Linked DNA regions of Homo sapiens: region 2 is linked to region 1. A link is an interaction called in ENCODE POLR2A ChIA-PET data of the cell type or tissue named here. Cell type or tissue: PC-3. All regions are shown on one strand. Each heading gives the region's core, and the rest is flanking DNA. Links, peaks and the distances in the headings are about the cores only.

What was found. Peaks named below come from ENCODE experiments on the same cell type or tissue, not always from the same donor. Only the 100,000 strongest peaks of a DNase experiment are listed, where the experiment ranks them.
Region 2: POLR2A ChIA-PET joins it to region 1 with 6 read pairs; 3 of 35 experiments call an interaction of 5 or more read pairs at or near these places.

Annotation. Positions count from the first base shown.
Region 1 is chr11:119,861,634-119,870,467 of GRCh38, forward strand. It overlaps LOC124902771 (a long non-coding RNA gene), which reads left to right. Exons shown (of 2, transcript XR_007062920.1): 2 at 5,387-6,051. Among named protein-coding and RNA genes, the nearest start is that of LINC02744, 130 kb to the right of the region's middle. In PC-3, for the core only: no CTCF peak of the experiment used is centred there; a DNase peak (open chromatin) is centred at 4,418; H3K27me3 peaks cover 3,616 bases.
Region 2 is chr11:119,962,462-119,971,295 of GRCh38, forward strand. No RefSeq gene overlaps it. Among named protein-coding and RNA genes, the nearest start is that of LINC02744, 28 kb to the right of the region's middle. RefSeq lists an enhancer at 2,537-2,706 and a cis regulatory region at 2,622. In PC-3, for the core only: no CTCF peak of the experiment used is centred there; no DNase peak of the experiment used is centred there; H3K27me3 peaks cover 5,621 bases.

The DNA.
Region 1 (8,834 bases), core at 384-8,383:
TACTCCCAAACCTCCAATGGTATCTGGTACATAGTAGGTGCTCAATACATATTTGTTAAACATTCATTTGCACCTGGGTTGGGAATTTTTGTGTACCACAAGGAGGGTTTTGCAATCTTTATCTGTTTTTAGATATGTTTACTTTTCAGAATTTATCTCCTTTTGTGTTTTTGATTTCTAATTCACACTCAACCTCTTATTCCCACTCTGTACTGTTTAGGATAATATAAATGATAATAAAAAGTGGGAAATAACCTAAATATCCAATAACAGGGATTAGTAGGAAACATACATAGTCTTACAAAACAGAATGTATAATAAGATTCTATTTTTGTAAACTAAATCTGTAGATACATATTTATTTCTCATTATTTGGCAAGATTTTTTTTTTGGAGACATGAGTATGGACATTAATAGCTACCTGGTGAAAAAACAGCTTCTGGATTCATAGAGTTTAGGGAATGGCAAAGTTTAAATGGGTTTCCTAACTGAGGCTCTCTATAGAGCTTTACATGCATTTACAATGAATATTACAATAAATATTCATTACAATGAATACTACAAAGCTCCAAGAAGAGGGTAGAATGTACAGTACTTTTTGAAATTTGACCAGGTGTGTTGCTGCTGTTTGTGTTGTTGTTTTATAGCTCAAGGGACTGAAGTTCTAGAACCTTCTTTGGGAAGTGGTAACACACACATGCTGGGAAGAATGCAGAGGTGCAGGTGCCCAGGTGTTCTCAGTGGCTGTGTCTGAATGGGGGCTTACACTTCTTTATGTTCTTTGTGCTTGTCTGTATTTTCTATAATGTGCATTTTATAAGTTAAAAGCAGCACAGCCGGGCGTGGTGGTTCACGCCTGTAATCCCAGCACTTTGGGAGGCCGAGACGGGCAGATCACGAGGTCAGGAGATCGAGACCATCCTGGCCAACACGGTGAAACCCCATCTGTACTAAAAATACAAAAAAATTAGCTGGACGTGGTGGTGGGCACCTGTAGTCCCAGCTACTCGGGAGGCTGAGGCAGGATAACGGCCTGAACCCAGGAGGCAGAGCTTGCAGTGAGCCAAGATCGCACCACTGCACTCCAGCCTGGGCCACAGAGTGAGACTCTATCTCCAAAAAAAAAAAAAAAAAAAAAAAAGCGCAACCCAAAGACAAAAGTATAAAAAAATTCTGGAATTTTTCAAATTGGGGTCCTCCTCCCTTCTTTTTAAACATTTCTAATTTGTTTTCAACCTGCTCGGCTCAGCTTTCTTGGCAGTGTTTTTATAATTTTTTTTATTTTGAAAATTAGTTGTAAATGAACGTTTCCAACCAACAGCTCATGTTTTCTTTATGACCAGTTCATCATCTTGGCCAAATAGTCATTTCTGGACCAAATCAGAGAGATGGGAGGAGGGACCTGGAGTGGGAGGTAAGAGAGAGAATGGGAATAGATAAGGTAGGAAAAAGACAGGGAGCAAGACAGGGAGAGGCAGAGACCAGAGAGGTGAGACGGAGTGGGAGGAAGAGAGGGAGCGAGGAGGAGAACTCAGAGAGACCAAGAACTCAGAGAGACCTTGGAGCAAATGAGAAGCAGGATGAGGAGGATGGACATTCACCAAACACTCATTCAGCCCTTCCCATGGACCGAACACCAGGTGAATGGGGCCAGGACACTTGCCCTTGCAAAGATTACAGCCAGCGTGGGGGAGAGGGGTAATAAACCATTTCCAAAGAGGTTTTCGTGTTGTAATGCAGGCAGGCCGCGGAGCTCTGGGGCAGCCCTCCAGCATAGCTCAAGGGTGCGGCAGGTCACAATGTGGCTGCAGGAGCCACTCTCTGATCTGCCCTTTTTCCTAGAGGAGAGGAGCTGAGGCCTTGGCTCCTGTGTTTCCACTGGAGAGGCTTTGGGGGTGCCCAAAGGGCAGGAGCTCCCAGGGTGGGGGTGGGGAGGGCTGGGCCCCTTGTCTGTCTGGAAGCTGCGTATGTGTCATATGCATCGTGCATGGGCAACACACACGGTTTTTGCAGAGACTGTTTGTTATAAACTGACAAAAATAGATTGTTTTCTAAGAAACGCTCTTATTCACATGCTTTTCATAAGATTGAAAAATGTCAATTGCCTACACCAGAAAATATATATTATTACTTTGATGTGGCGACTGGTGGAGATTACGCAGGGGCAAAAGCAGCCCCCATCCCTATCCCTGGACACAGCCTGTGTTCGGAATCTGTGCAGTCGTTTCCTGCTGCAAGCCAGGAGCAGGGATGAAAACGGCCTCTGGAGGCCCCTTCCAGCCTGCACGTCCTTTAATCTGCATGATTTGATGGTGGCCAGCGCCCAGCCTGGGCTGCACCCCCGCCAGGCCCCCTGCCTTCCTCCTGCCCTCATCACAGTTTCTGGGCTGCACTCCTGGCGGGAGGATGAGCAGCCTGCGGCTAATCCCCGATTAATATTTCATGCTTCTGATGGAGGGCCTGGGAGGGGAGGATCACTGAGGGCTGAGCGTGGAGGGAGAGCTGGAGAGGTCCGGGAGTTGCTTCGTGTCTGAGGATGAAGGAGGGGCATTGATGAGAATGGGGAACTGCAGCCTCTCCCACAGACCACCCCAGGCCCAGGGAATCTTTAGAGGCCATAAGGCAGCAGCTGCTCCTGCTCAGCACCTGTGGGCGGAAGAGAGCAGGATAAGCAAGGGAGCCACTTTCAGCCCTGCTCAGCACCTAACACCACCACCTCCCCCAGGAGCCCCACCCACCAGCTCTTACTGACCTTCGGAGTTTACAGTCCAGACGGAAAGGCAGGTGTTAAACAAATGCACGGAGCAATAAATACAAATGTGGCAGGGACCTTGCTCTGAGGAAGTGGAGCATGTCATAGAAGAGCCAGGTGAGAAGGGGAGGGCTCAAGCTCCCCGGGGAGGGGCAAGCCTGTGCACAGGCCTGAGATGAAGCACGTGGCTTAGGGTCCAGGCTCTGGAACCAGACTTCTGTCTTCAAATCCTGGCTGCATCATCCCCCATGACCTTGGCCAAGTTCCTTTTCCATACCCTCATGCCTCGGCTTCCCCCTCTCTCAAAAGATCATAATCGTGTCTACTTCACTGCATTATCAGTTAGGAGTAAATGCTCTCATGCAGGTAAAGCGCCTGGACTGGTACTCAACACATAATAGGTTCTCAGTAAATGTCAACCAGTAGTACTGTTACTGATATTATTTTACCTGCCAGGAGGAAAATGTTTGTGAGCCTAAGAAGAGGACCTGCCCCCTGAAAAACTGGGCTGGAGATACCTGCTCCTTCTCCCCTGCCTGGTTCTCATGGCCCCTTCCTGCTTCGGGTGGACCATCAACTGCACATGGCCCAGGGGCACCAGGGAGGATGCGTTGGAAAAGGGACAAGGGCACAGCGCCCACCCTCCCATCCTGCCCGGAGGAGCCCCGGCCGGCAGCTTGTGACAGATGGCAGTGCTTTGAATGACTACTTCAATTTTAACTCTTTTCGATAATCCAGCACCCAAAAGCCACATACTTTAAAACTGTCCCTGGATCATAGATCAGCCCAAAGAGACCAAGTCCAACTCAGTTAATAACCTCTGGAAACACCATCAATCACTGGGAGAGCCTCTCCTTAGGGCTCTCCATACCAACTCCTGGCAGAGATGAATGAATGGGCCACTGTGCTTGGCAGTGGCTCTGCCTCTTGGGCTATTTGCATCTCACCTTCTTGCGCTAGAACTTGGACTTTTTGGAGCTGACCCCAGGGTGGAGACAGGAGTCAGGCCGCTGGGCAGGAGCAACTGAGTGACTGTCGCTTGGAGAGAGGAGGCTGATGTCTCTCCCTGTCCTGCTCAAGGGAACCCCTCCCCTTCTTCCTGATCTCTCATGGCCTTGGTGGTCTCTGTGGCCTCAGGTGGGCTGGCCACAACCCCAGATGGCCTCAGCCTCTCCTGCGGGAGCCCCTTTAAGAGTCTGCCCCCTGGGGAGCCGTCACACAGGAGTCATATGGAGAACACAGTGTGCTTGAGCAATACCTGCTTCTCGTTGGGTGGGAGCTGCCACAGGCCGACAGCCATGCTTTGGACAATTTTGTTCCACAGAGGCTGGGCCCTCCCCTGGAAGCTGGCTGACCAGGGACTGCATCCTCTCTGATGGCGACACCCTGAGGCCTATGAGTTCCTCCTTCTGCTGGCTCTCATACCCAGCCCTGCTGCCTGCCACTTAAGTACCCTGCCCACACACCCAGCCTCCTAGTCTGTCACCTCCTGCTTCTCCCTTCAGTCCTCCCTGCACACCCTGCCAGAGGCCTCCCTGAAGCCTGATCACATCACTCCTGCACCTAAATCCAAGTTTCCTGGCCTGGTGTTCAATTCCAAACTAACCCTGCCAGGGACACTGTCCCTGTTATTTACTCCTCAGCCCAAACTCTTGGCTCAGGCCCAATGAATCATTCCTCCTTCACCCACCCCACCTTGTGCATTTCAGCACATGGTTACTCATAACATGCATGAAGCCTCCTCTCTGTCCTCTCTCCACCTATTAAAATTCTACCCATTCTGGTTTTTTTTTTTTTTTTTTTTTTTTTGAGACGGAGTCTCGCTCTGTCATCAGGCTGGAGTGCAGTGGTGCGATCTCAGCTCACTGCAACCTCCGCCTCCCGGGTTCAAGCGATTCTCCTGTCTCAGCCTGCCGAGTAGCTGGGACTACAGGCACGTGCCACCATGCCCAGCTAATTTTTTGTATTTTTAGTAGAGGTGGGGTTTCACCATGTGGGCCAGGATGGTCTCAATCTCTTGACCTCATGATCCACCCACCTCAGCCTCCCAAAGTGCTGGGATTACAGATGTGAGCCACCGCGCCCGGCCTAAAATCCTACCCATTCTGTAAGTCCCAGTTGAAGTCTCACCTCCTCCATGAAGTCCTCCTTGACCACTCCAGTCCCTACTTCTGGAACTAATGGCATGCACTGTCACTAATATAGCCCTAGGCACTGGGCATTGGCAACTTTGTATTGCTAGGTTCATGCTTGACTTGGAAGCCCTGCCTTATATGTCTTTGAACCCTGCACAGACATTCTTTTCTTTGTATCTCCCACCCCAGACCTATCTTCACATGTCCAGGTATTTCCCAGGCTTCAAAGCTGCCTCCTTTGGAATCCATGCTCTTGGGAGGGTGATGGAACCAGATGAACAGCTCAAGAGGCAGGAACCATGCTGTCCTCTTCACTCCTGTGTTCTTAGTGCCTCACACCCAGCCTTTTGTTCAGAGAGCAGATGAAAGTTACTGGCTGGATTGGATTGCTTTAGACTTCATCTTCACCTCTTCAGTGGCATGTGTTGCTCTCTGCCTTATGTTATAAATGATATTCTCACACTCATCCTATAACCTACTCAACATCTTGTTTCCCCAGCAACATCTATCAAGGTACCTTGCTGCAAATGCCAAACACTTGGATGAAAGCCTGGATGAAGTCTCCTCCAGCTACCCTGGGAAGTGCTCTCTGGCCTATGGTAACCTACAGGTGGAACTTGAGGTGTGATGTGCCACCTGGGCTTGGTAAACAGCCCCTCCTTATGTGTATATACCACATTTTCTATATCCACACATGCAGGTGGACATTTAGACTGCTTCCTCATCTTGGCTATTGTGAATAACATTGCAGTGGAATATTACTCAGCCACAAAAAAGAAGGCAATCTTTTCACATTCAACAAAATAAATGAACCTTGAGATCATTATGCTGAGTGAAACAAACCAATAACAGAAAGACAAATACTTCATGATCTCACTTATATGAGGCATCTAAAGCAGTTAAACCCACAGAAGCAGAATGTGGAGTGGTGGTTACCAGGACCTGGGAGGAGGGGGAAATGGAGAGTTACTATTCAAGGAGAATTGATGTTCATAGAGTCAGTCATGCAAGATGAGAGAGTTCCAGAGACGTAGATCATTGTGCTTAGTGTTAATGATAATGTATTGTACACATAAAATTTTGGTGAAGAGGGCAGATTTCATGTTATGTGTGTTTTTCATAATAAAATAGTTTCTAAAGGAATTAAAACTATCCCACACTATACCCCTCTGGCCCCAGGATTCTTCTTCCCTTAGTTCTTTCTGCCCAGAACCACCTGAAGACTGGCAGCTGAGTGTTCTGAAAAAAGCTCTAAGCTTGGGGGAGGGAGATCCAGGTTTCTTGACTGTACTTCTTATTGACTGTGTGATGCGTGCAAAATACTTAAACTCCTTTCTCCACGTTTCCTTATCTTTGAAAATGGAGCACATAGAAATACCAGTCTTGGCTACCCTGCAGAGTTTCTGGGAAAATCTAATGAGCTCATGTTTGAGGAAGCGCATTGTGAATAATAAAACACGATACAGGTTGCTATTATTATTCCAGCGAAGTTTCTGGCCAGATGGAGGCAGGGGGGTCAGAAGCTGTAGATCCTCTTTCTGTTTACTCATTTGAATTAGGAACCATCAAGGTTGCTACAGAAAGTGGCCCCGGAGCTTGAGCCACCTGGGGTGTTGTGCTTCCGTTAGGATTGGCTTCAGCTACCAGTGACCAACACAACAGGGGCTTCTATAGATGAGAGTCGAGATTTCTCTCTAGTGAACACCTGGAGGCAGCAGGGAACGTCAGGGTGCCATGATCCTGCCCACTGGCTGTTCCGCCATCTCTATTGTGTAGCTCTGTCTTCATGGTTCAAGACGGCTGCCATCATATCCATGTCCTGGGTGGCTTCATGGAGAAAGAGACAAGTAAGAAAAGGCAAAGGGCACATGCACCAGCCGTATTTTAAGGGAGCCTGTTGGCAGTTCTGACGCAATACTTATGCTTGCACACCATTGGCACTTGGTCACATAGCCGTGCTTAGTTGCAAAGGAGGCTGTGCAGCCTTCCTCTGGTGGCCATGTGCCCAGGGAATTTCTATTGCTTTGGAAGAAGAGAAAAATGAATATTGAAAGGAAAACTATCATGTCTGCTGTGGGATGTAGGGCAGTTGGGAGGGGAGGAGAAGCTGGTCAAAATTCCCTTGTTTTTCTATTGGATCGTAAAGCCCTTCATGACTGTGTTTCTTTGAGCCAAAGACCTGACCAGAAGGTGACAGTTTAGACACTTGGTGTCAACAACTTCCTGCCATTCTCTCCCCACCCACAGGCCAAGCAGCCACCTGGATGCCCCAATTTCAGGACTGAGAATTTAGAAATGAGCAATTTCACTGTTTTCCTGCCTCCGAGGAAAAAGTGGCCAAATTATGTTTCCTGATAAAGTAGGAAATAAGTAAAGGTGAGAAGCATTGTTTGCACACCTATCTCTAGCTGTCTGTCCGTCTCTCTGCCTATTATGACAGATAGACTGTGAACTCATAAGACTACCTGAGCCCTAAGTTATGAGTTGTGGAACAGATGCCTGAAAAATCATAGCACCAAGTACTTTACATGTTATGGTCTCCATTTTACAGATGAGGACACTGAGGCACTGAAAAATTAAACACCTTGTCCAAAGTCACACAGCCAAGCTGTAACTGAGCCAGGTGTGAACTCAGTGTCCTGCCTTCATAGTTCCCATTCTGACCACCACCCTGGACTCCCTGTGTGCACCTGCCTGTGTGTCTTACTTATCACATGTGGCTCTCTGTACCTCCCCCTCTGCCTGCCTTGACGGCTCCAAACCAGCCCTTTTTCCAGACCAGAAAGTCCTTTCCCAAGCCCTGTATTTTTCAACCTTCTTCTTACAATTTGCTTCCTCCACAAAGCCTCCCTTTACTAACCCACTTGGTCTGGCCAGTGTGAACCCCTCTGTCATCCCCTTCCACACTGTGTCTGTCACTCTGCCCAGCAGCAGCTGTTGGGCCCTAGTTCACATGCTTCAGTTGTAGGTGTCCCATGCATTTTCATGTGTCCCTCTCCTGGTCTTCCCACCCTGGTGAGCATCACTGGGCTGCAATCATAGTGTGAGCTCTGGTCTCTCCTCTCTCTGCCCCACACACATCCCTGCTCCGCAGCGTGCATCTCCCTCCTGCTCCACCCCAATGGCTACACTCCTTTAACCATCCTCTCTCTGCCTAGACCTAGAGCCCACCCTGGCCTCCCCTGGCCCTTTCCCTGAGCCCATAAAGATGCTCAGGTCATCCCATGTGGTGAAACAAAACTCTTGACCACTAGGATTCCTTTCTGGTTAATGCCCTCTCATTTTCCTCCCTTGCTCAGCCAAGTTTTTTGAAAGAGTGGTCCGTACTTGCTGTTGCTTTTCTGCTGTTTCCCATATCTCCTCAACCAGCGTAGCCTGGTTTCTGCTCTTGCATGACAGACTCACATCCAGCCAAGGCCATGGGTGGTCACCATATTACACACCAAATGGGCCCTCCTCAGCCCTTATCCTTCTGTTACTGCCCCTGGCATTTGACACTGTTAACTGCTCCCTCCTTCTGAACAACTGGATCCTTGCCTTTATTACCATGACACCCTTGTCTCTTGGTTCTCTTTAAACGTCCCTCACCAGTTTTTCTTAGTCATTATTTCTTATTCTCTTTTCTTACATGTCCACACTCCCCAGGGCTCTGACCATTTTTCCTCTTCTTTTCTCACTCTACACCATCTTCCCAGGTGATTTACTACACACGCATTACTTTAAATGACACTATCGCGCAGCAGATCTCCATTTCTGGTGTGCTGCTGAGACCCACACCTGTGTATCCAGCTGCCTGCTGGTCACCTCCTCTTGGATGTGCATGTCGTCTCAACCTCGGCATTTCTAAAACCAGCTCCTCACCTTCTCCCAAACCTGCTTGGCCTGCTGCATTTCCTTTCTCAATCAGAGGCACTAACAACCACTTGGCCATTGAGTCAGGACCTGGA
Region 2 (8,834 bases), core at 644-8,643, 100 kb after region 1:
CTGCTTGGAGCCCTGTGCTGAGAAGGATTCTGAGCTCCATCTGAATTCAGAGGAAAAGAGAGATGTGATGGATTAGCAATGAATGTCTGTCTAGGGATGGGGGTGAGGATGTCACAAATTGCCATCTCTGCTTCAGAATAGCCCCCAAACCACTCAACTACATTATTTGCATTTGTGTCTCAATCTTTCAATCCATCAAAGGGCTGTTTCCCAGTCCACATTTCTCCACCTTGTTCATAGGGACGGGACAGGCTTTGTCAATTATACTGCAGAATCAATACACATTATGTCCGTAACATTCTCCTTATCTACCAGTCTAGTAACCCCATCAAAGAGGAAAATAAGGTGAGTTTGGAATGCTTCATTCTTGGAGAACCTAAGGCAGAGCTCCTAATGACTACTACTTTATTTTCTAAAATGGGGTACAACATCTTTAGATTGTCTGTCTCCTGGATGTTTTCCTAGCCTCTAGGAGTTGTCCTACCGGTAAGTTTTCAGCACCTGAGAGGTAAGTCATTTTGACCTGGAGATGGAAGCTGGGAGATAAATTAGTATCTCTTAGTATCTCCTTACCTATTGATTACCATTTTTGTTGCTGTTGTAGTCATTGTAAAAATAATGCATGCCTATTACAGAAAACCTGGAGACTACGGAAAGATGAAAGGAAGGAAAATCGCCCACCGTCTCGACTTCTTTTTCTTTGCACTATTTTTGAGAGTTTGCATCTGTGTTGTTTTATATAGCTGTGACCATAATGTATGTGTGATTTTACATTCTGGGTTTTCACATAAGATTATATTCTATGAATTTTTCAGGTCAGTATTAAATTTCATTGACCTAATTTTTAATAGCATAATATCCCATCTACGTGATATGTCATAGTTTACTTAACCATTCTGCTACTGTTGGCCACTTAGGACATTTCCATCATTGCCCTACTTCAAATGCCTATTCTTGAATATATTTATTATTTAATACATATGGATTACGTACCAGGCACTGTGCTAGGAGCTGAGATGCAGAGATGAGCAGAGTCCCCAGGGAATAAACAAATAAGGACAGAGCAGGTGAAGCAGACAACCCTGTGGGCAAGGCAGGGAGGCCTTCAGAGTGGAGAGAGGTGGGCGCAGATCATTAAGAGCTTTGGATGCCATGATGAGGAGCTGCTGAAGAACTTTAAGCAGTGGCCAGAAACCCTGTGTGTGAGTTCTAGCTCTGCTCTTACAGGGTAGGTGACCTTAGGAAAATCACTTAATCCCTGGGTCTCATTTTCTTTTTTCTGGAAATGAAAGATGCTAATTGATCTGCTACCTGCCTTTCAGGGTTGCCATGAGAATCAAAGGGAGGTAGTCGATCTGAGTTTTCTCAACTGGAGAGCACCATGAAAAATGTGAAGCACGGGAGCAGAGGCCAGATACATCCTCATGGAACTGAACCAAATTCAATTCCTCTGTCGTCTCTTTCTCAGCAACCTAGCTGGGAGTCGGGGAGAGGCAGTAGTGAGGACAGGGTGGAAGTGGGGTGTGCCTGTCTCTCCTGGGAAGCTCCAGAACAATGAGAAGTTTTGGAAAAGCAAGGCAAGAAGATGGAGGACCTCCTTATGTGAGAGCCAGTTGTCTCTCTGCCCCAATGGATCAATCCTATGTAACACATATACTCATACACACACACACACACACTCACACAAACACACACACACCTTGGAAACTTGTTTGAAAAGCACTTGTTACCCCACAGGGCTTTTTACAGGCATTATGTCATTTGATCCTCACCACCACTGTGAGAGAAGAATAAATGGGATATTATTGGTATTCCCATTTCACAGACAAGAAAACAGAGGCTCGGAGTGTTAATATACCCTGCTCAAGAGCTGTTAAGAAGGAGAAGCCAGTCTCTGACCAGATGCCCCAGGTTTTTTTCTGGGCAGGCAGGACTTAAAAGCAGGCGGCCTCAACTTGGGATAAAAGGACCTCGAGAGCTGAACCACAGCCCCAGGGCAGCACCTTTCCCCCAGGATCCTCTTCCAGTTTACCGGCCACCTTCCCCACTGCATGAGGACTCAGGAAAGATTTCCCAGTATGAAACTGCCTGTGGGCGCCTGAGAAGACTTGCTGCAACACTAGAAACCCCAGTTTCCCCTTCCTCCCGAATTGGCCTTAAACAGCCCTGGACGCTAGCCGATGAAAGGGAAACCTTAGGATATCTGATGTGTTGCAACACTGTAACAGACTCCAAATTGTCTTGGCAAGACCAAACCCCAAGGCTAGGAAGGTAATTCCATCCTGAGGAATGTCTTTTGTTCCTTTGTTCTGCTTTTCACTTCTAATTTGAGGCAACAGGATAAATAAGCAAACAAAAGTGCTCATGCAGATCTCTCAGAATCTTAGGGAAGGGGAAGCCTTAGGCTCTGACATTCTCAGCATTTTTGTTTCAAAGCTTTGGGAAGCTGCAATTGCCCATTGAGGAGACTTGGGCTGCAGATGCCAGAAAGACTAGATTGTCTTGTCCAGAGCAGAGCCATTCTTGTGGGGTCTGAATTTTGGACATTGGTATTAGGGTGTTAGGGAGGTGCTCCTGCTCACTCTTGCCTGCACCTCCTGCACTCCGATTGTCTCCAGGATTAGCTGAGAGCTCTGGGTCCATGGGTTCTCTCCCCTCCCCACAGGTGCCTTGGGAAGGGCACCTACATACACCAAAAGCTCTGGTGTCCTGTCCAAGGCCCTACATTCAAATCCTCTCTTTGCTCCTGTGAAGCTGTGGAGTATTAGAAAAATTGCTGTACCCCTCTGTGCTTCTGCTTCTGTAAAGAAAACTGTCTCTTTGTAATGACCAGATCCATCTTTTGGGGGATTACCTGGGCTCTTGTCGTAGAGTTAACCTGTGAGGGATGCCTTTAAGAGGGTGGAATCTCACCAGAAGGGGATGAGTAGTGCTACTAGCAGAGAAAAGGAGGGTCTTCCCACAAGAAACCTGCAATCCTGAGCAAGACCTAGGTGCAAGAGATGGCCATGGACATTGAGGATTGTAAGTGTCTTTATCTGGCGTCTACTAGATGGACACTAAAATGATATCTGACCCATGGAAGAAAATCCAGAGATATGGAACTCTGGGGACCAATAGGGTTGGGATGGAAACTTCCAGCCGTGGTAGGCCATTCACAGTGGGTAAACCAGATGGCCCAGCTGCATCACATTCTGCATTTTTCCCTCTTTGCCATCTCCTAGTTTCTCGTAAAGTATTATTTGAATCAAGTTCCAACTTTGCCTTCTCTGTGCCATGGAGAAAAACAGTCATATGGAAAAATCTCAAAGGAAAGAGGACTGTTAGACACAGAGACAAGACACGCAGGCCATCCACCCCCTCATATCAAGAAAATCCTTTTAAATAGCTACCGTGGGGGTTCTTGCCTTATTTTTATTAAAGAAAGGTGGCATTTCTTTATAGTAATAAAATGTTATAAAAAGTTCATTTAGAATGATTTGCTCCTTGAACAAAGGAAGGGTGGGTGGTAGAGAGCCCAGGGGTGAGAGGTCGTTGAAATATACTGGTTTTTAAAATTTTATGTTATCTTCTATGGAGTATCAATATATAAAACTGATAAAAGTGGAGGAGCTCTGTTTGAAGAGGAAGATGAGGAAAAGTCTTTTCCAGTTGGATGCTTTTTATTCCTACTTCATCCCAAACTATCCCCTGCAGCACTTCCGCAGTCATCTTAAGGATCCCTGACAGGTACTTGACAAGCATGGCTTTTATTTGAATTCTCCATTTATAAATGAGAAAGCCTAAGTTCAACGAAGTGAGGTGTCCCACCCCAGATACACAACTGGTTAGTGGAAGAAGAGGGACTCCAGACCAAGGGATCCAAAGTAGAACTTCCCAATTGCTGTGCCGTGCCACACTGATGTGCTGCCGTTAGTCTCAAAGCTCTACAGACACACAGGCGGGGACTGGGACTCTTGGGAATTCCCTTGCCAGTGTTTCTTGGAGGATAGCTGGAGTGGAGTGGGATATGATGGTGTGTCCTATGGTCCTCACTGGTAATGGCCCTGCACAACTCCATCACACTCTGCTGCATGGTGAGGTACCAAACATGGCCTAGGAGATGCTCCACCAACTGGATGTTTGCTTGAATTCTCAGCTCAGAACAGGCCACTGTCCTTTAGGGCAAGGGACCCCTTGTGCTGCTGGAGGACTTTTGGTTCTAAGTGCCCAGGTAGTATGACACAGACCCCAAGGTACTGCCAGACAGGGGTAGGATAGGGAGGCTTGGTGGGGTTTCTGGTAGATGCAGCTCCAGATAGGGTCCAACTATCTATCTTTGCAAATATCAAATGCTTCTAGACATTTACAGCTCTTTTAGTAGCATCTAAGCTAGCTGCAGGTTGACTGCTGTAACAGTGCACATACCTGCTACAAATTAGAGATTCTGCATTATTTTGAAATACTTAATATGAAAAAGTTTGGTAGCATTCAAATCCATTAGCATTAACACAAGATATTTAAAAATTACATTTGTCAATGAAAGAAAAGGAAGACCTCTGGGAATCTTTAAATATAATTTCAACTGCTGCAATTTTTTAATGTGCTGCTGACTTTTGCTCATAAAGTTACTTGTCAATGAGATTTTTAAGAATTTAAAGAGATCAGTCCTGAAAACCTGGAACAAGAATTATTAGGTTGGTGCTAAAGTGATTGCGGTTTTTGCCATTGACAGTAACAGTAAAAACCGAGATAGCTTTTGCACCAACTTAACATATGGAAGCATTTAAATATACAACCAGATATAACAAGCTATGTTCGTGGAAACAATATTGTTAGCATTAAAAACTGAAAACTATTTTCTAATGTCTAATATCTAAAATCTATGCAAATTTAAACTTTAATATTATCCCTAATACTTTCTGTTTTGATTCCTTCCCTCCACAAATATGAGTTGAGAGTAGGTAGGCAATATTTAGCTCCAGGAAGTATATCACTGAGCAAACAGACAAAAACTACTAAAAAGTTGACATTCTAGTAGAGAAAAGCCAAGAATAAATAATATCATAAATATAGCATGTCAGGAGATGAGTACTATGGAAAAAAATTGAGAAGAGTAAAATAGATTGATATGGTTTGGATTTGTGTCCCCGCCCAAATCTTATGTCAAATTGTAATCCTCAGTGTTAGAAGAGGGACGTGGTGGGAGGTGATTGGATCACGGGGGCAGATTTTCCTCTTGCTTGTTCTCATGATAGTGAGTGAGTACTCCCAAGATCTGGTTGTTTAAAAGTGTATAGCACCTTCCCCCTCTCTCTCTTCCTCCTGATCTGGCCCTGTGAAGACATTCCAGCTTCCCCTTCACCTTCTGCCATGATTAAAAGTTTCCTGAGGCCTCCCCAGCCATGCTACCTGCACAGCCTATGGAACCATGAGCCAACTAAACTTCTTTTCCTTATAAATCACCTGGTCTCAGGTATTTCTTTATAGTAGCATGAGAAGAACTAATACATATATTGATAAAATAAAGTGGTCAGGGCAGGCCTTGCTGAGATGGCAACACTGAGCGAGGATTTGGTGATGGTGAGGAAGTAAGCCATGCAGACATCTGGGGAAGAAAACTCAGACAGGGGATAGAGAGCATGTGCAAAGGCCCTGAGGCACAGCAAGCTTGGCATGTTCAGAGAACAGGAAGGAGGCCTCTGTGGCTGGAAAGAAGTGAACATAGAAGATAGTAGTAGAAGACGAGGTCAGGGAGGTGACAGATACCAGACTGTGAGGGGGCTTGTCAACATTTTAAGAACGTTGCTTTTGACTCTGAGTAAACTGGAAACCCCTGTGGGATTTAAGTGGAAGAATGATGTCTTATTTATGCTTAGTAAGGAGCCCTCTGGCCATTGTTTTGAGCTTCTGTTAGGAGATGGACACTAAAATGATATCTGACCCACGGAAGAAAATCAAGATATGGAACTCTTGCGATCCATGGGGTTGTGATAGGACCTTCAAGCCCCAGGTGGACCATTCACAGCTGGTAAACCAGATGGCCCAGCTGCCATCATTGTTTTGACTGAAGGGGATGGAGGTCAGAAGTAGGGGGACTACTTAGGTGGCTGTCATGAGAATCCAAGGGAGAGGTGATGATGTTTGGAATGAAACAGTAGCAGTGAAGGTGGTCAGTTTATGACTGTATTCCAATGGTAGAGGCTAGAGGATTTCTGATGTAGAACATGGGCATACATATCACATAAAATATATACAGGCTCTAGAGGATAGAGAATATGAAAGAAAGAGTTGAAGATGGCTCCAAAGGTTTTGGCGTCAGCAACTGGAAGGATTAACAAGAGCTTAACTGAGCTGGGGGAGACTGCAGGTGGAGTGAGCTGGTGAAGATGGTGGCAGGTCAGGTGTTCAGAAACTAATATGCTGTTTTTGAGATACCTATGATGCATCTAAGAGGAAATGTCAACTAGGCAGTTGGATATAAAAGCCTGCAGTATAGAGGGATTTTATTTTATTTTTATCATAATAATATAATATAAAGTTATAGGGGGCTTTACCCCCAGCCATATATATTTTTCTATCTATTATCTGTCTGTCTATCTATCTATCTATCATCTACCTATCATCTATCTATCATCAATCTATCTATCATCTATCATCTACCTATCATCTATCTATCATCTATCTATCTATCTATCTATCATCTATCTATCTATCCATCCATCCATCCATCCATCCATCCATCCATCCATCTATTTATCCATTTTAATGCCCTCAAGTTTACCCCAGTGTGTCATCAAGTATTATCTTCCTCTATGAAAAAGTGTGGAAAGCACTGTCCTAGTAGCAAGGGCCTCTGGCCTGGGCAGTCAAGAGTCCTGAGCTCCAATTCTGCCTTGTTTATGTGTAGAACTGATGATCAGTTGGTGGCACTGCCATGGCTGAACCAGCTATTTCTGGTGGCATCTATTCTGATTGGCCAGAGCCAGTGTTCTACCAATTGTTCAACATCTTGAACTTCACCCTTGATTATGGTGAACATGTTTTGGAGTCAGGGAGTGGTAGCTTTGCACTAGCTCAGCCCCTTACCAGCTATATGCAGCTGGGAACATGGGTCTGGTTTGCTAGTTCATTGGGTGTTGGCTGCTCAGCTTGGGAGCCCCCTTTCTTTCTTTGGGAGCCCATCAGGCAATTCTTGATTGGAGCCAGTGTCCATGAAGGGTGCCCTGGCCCCTGGCATTGAGGAGTGAATGCATGGCGTACTCACCCTCAGATGACACCACTTGGGAATTTAGATTTTAAGATAGGGACATAAAGGTGCAAGGAGAGTTTGAAATTCACCTTGGTGGTGGCCATCCAGTGTCTGGTGCAGTGGTCTCCTAACGGGCTCTTCCTTGTGTGTCCTGGCCCTGACTCTAACCATCTTGGATCATACATGTTTCCTAAGTTCCCTGTATATTCCATGAGCTATCAATATCTTGCTCCCAAATTTCTTTTCTGTTTAAGTTAGCTAGAGTCTTTTTTTATTGTTTGTTTGTTTGTGATGGAGTTTCACTCTTGTTGCCCAGGCTGCAGTGCATTGGTGCGATCTCGGCTCACCGCAACCTCTGCCTCCTGGGTTCAAGCGATTCTCCTGCCTCAGCCTCCCAAGTAGCTGGGATTACAGGCAACCGCCACCACGCCCAGCTAATTTCTGAATTTTTACTAGAGACGGGTTTTCACCACGTTGGCCAGGCTGGTCTTAAACTCCTGACCTCAGGTGATCCACCCTCCTCAGCCTCCCAAAGTGCTGGGATTACCAGGCATGAGCCACCGTGCCCAGCCTAGAGTCCATTTTTGAATGCTGACTGACACACTGACCTAAGGCAGGCCACTGACCTCTTTGGAGGCTTGCTTTTTCTTCTATAAAACGGAGATCACATCGATTGCACAGAATTAAATGAGACAATAGTTTCATGAACCTAGTACAGTAATTGGCAAAGAGTAGGTCCTTAAACATTTCCCAATAATAAACTCTGTTTCCCTTGGCTGGCCTTAGTTGCTTCGTCTTGGAAGTAGAAATGACAGAGAATGCTAATTCATCTCATTCTCTTTACATCTCTTCAGAGGACAGCAGACTGGCTCATCCAGTCACAAGACATGGGCCTGCTTGAAAGGCCAGAGAATTGGAAACAGGGCAAAAATAGGACAGTCAAGGGCTCGCTGATGTCAGGAGGAGTCTTATTAGCTAGTCCATAACTCAGCAGATCACAGTGCATGTGCCCCTGATTCCTGAGCTTTCTGCAGTGCGAGGGATGTGGCCTCATCCATCAGCCGGCCCCACGGGCATGCAGACAGGAGCACTGCAGTGCCGCTGGAATCAGCGCGGAGCAGTTAGTTCTGGGATGGAGGCTGAGGCAGAGTGAGGTGTCGGTTCCACCAGTATGTGGTATCTCCAAGGCTGTATTAGCAGGGGGCTGTCAATCTCCAGGCAGAAAAACAAGAGACAGAAAGAAGAAACAATCAAGAATCAGACAGCAACAAGAGAGAGGGAGCGAGAGGCTGGGGGACTATTTTAAGTAATGTTTGATAAATTACCTGCCTGTCCTGGCCTCCTCATAAAGATGCTGTGCAGCTGATGTTCGCATTTGACAACTCACCACCACAGCAGGCTGCGGGGATGAGACAAGCCGGGGCTGAAGGAGGTGGCTGGGCACTCCTACACTAGGGACCCCGGGTGGGGGTCCATGTCCATTGGTCACAGGTTCACAGGTGGACGCATGCAGCGCTGCACACACATGGAAACATCTGTGCTCACAGGGACTGAGGTTGTTGTGTTCATTGTTATGCATATAGGCACACACATGGCACACAGG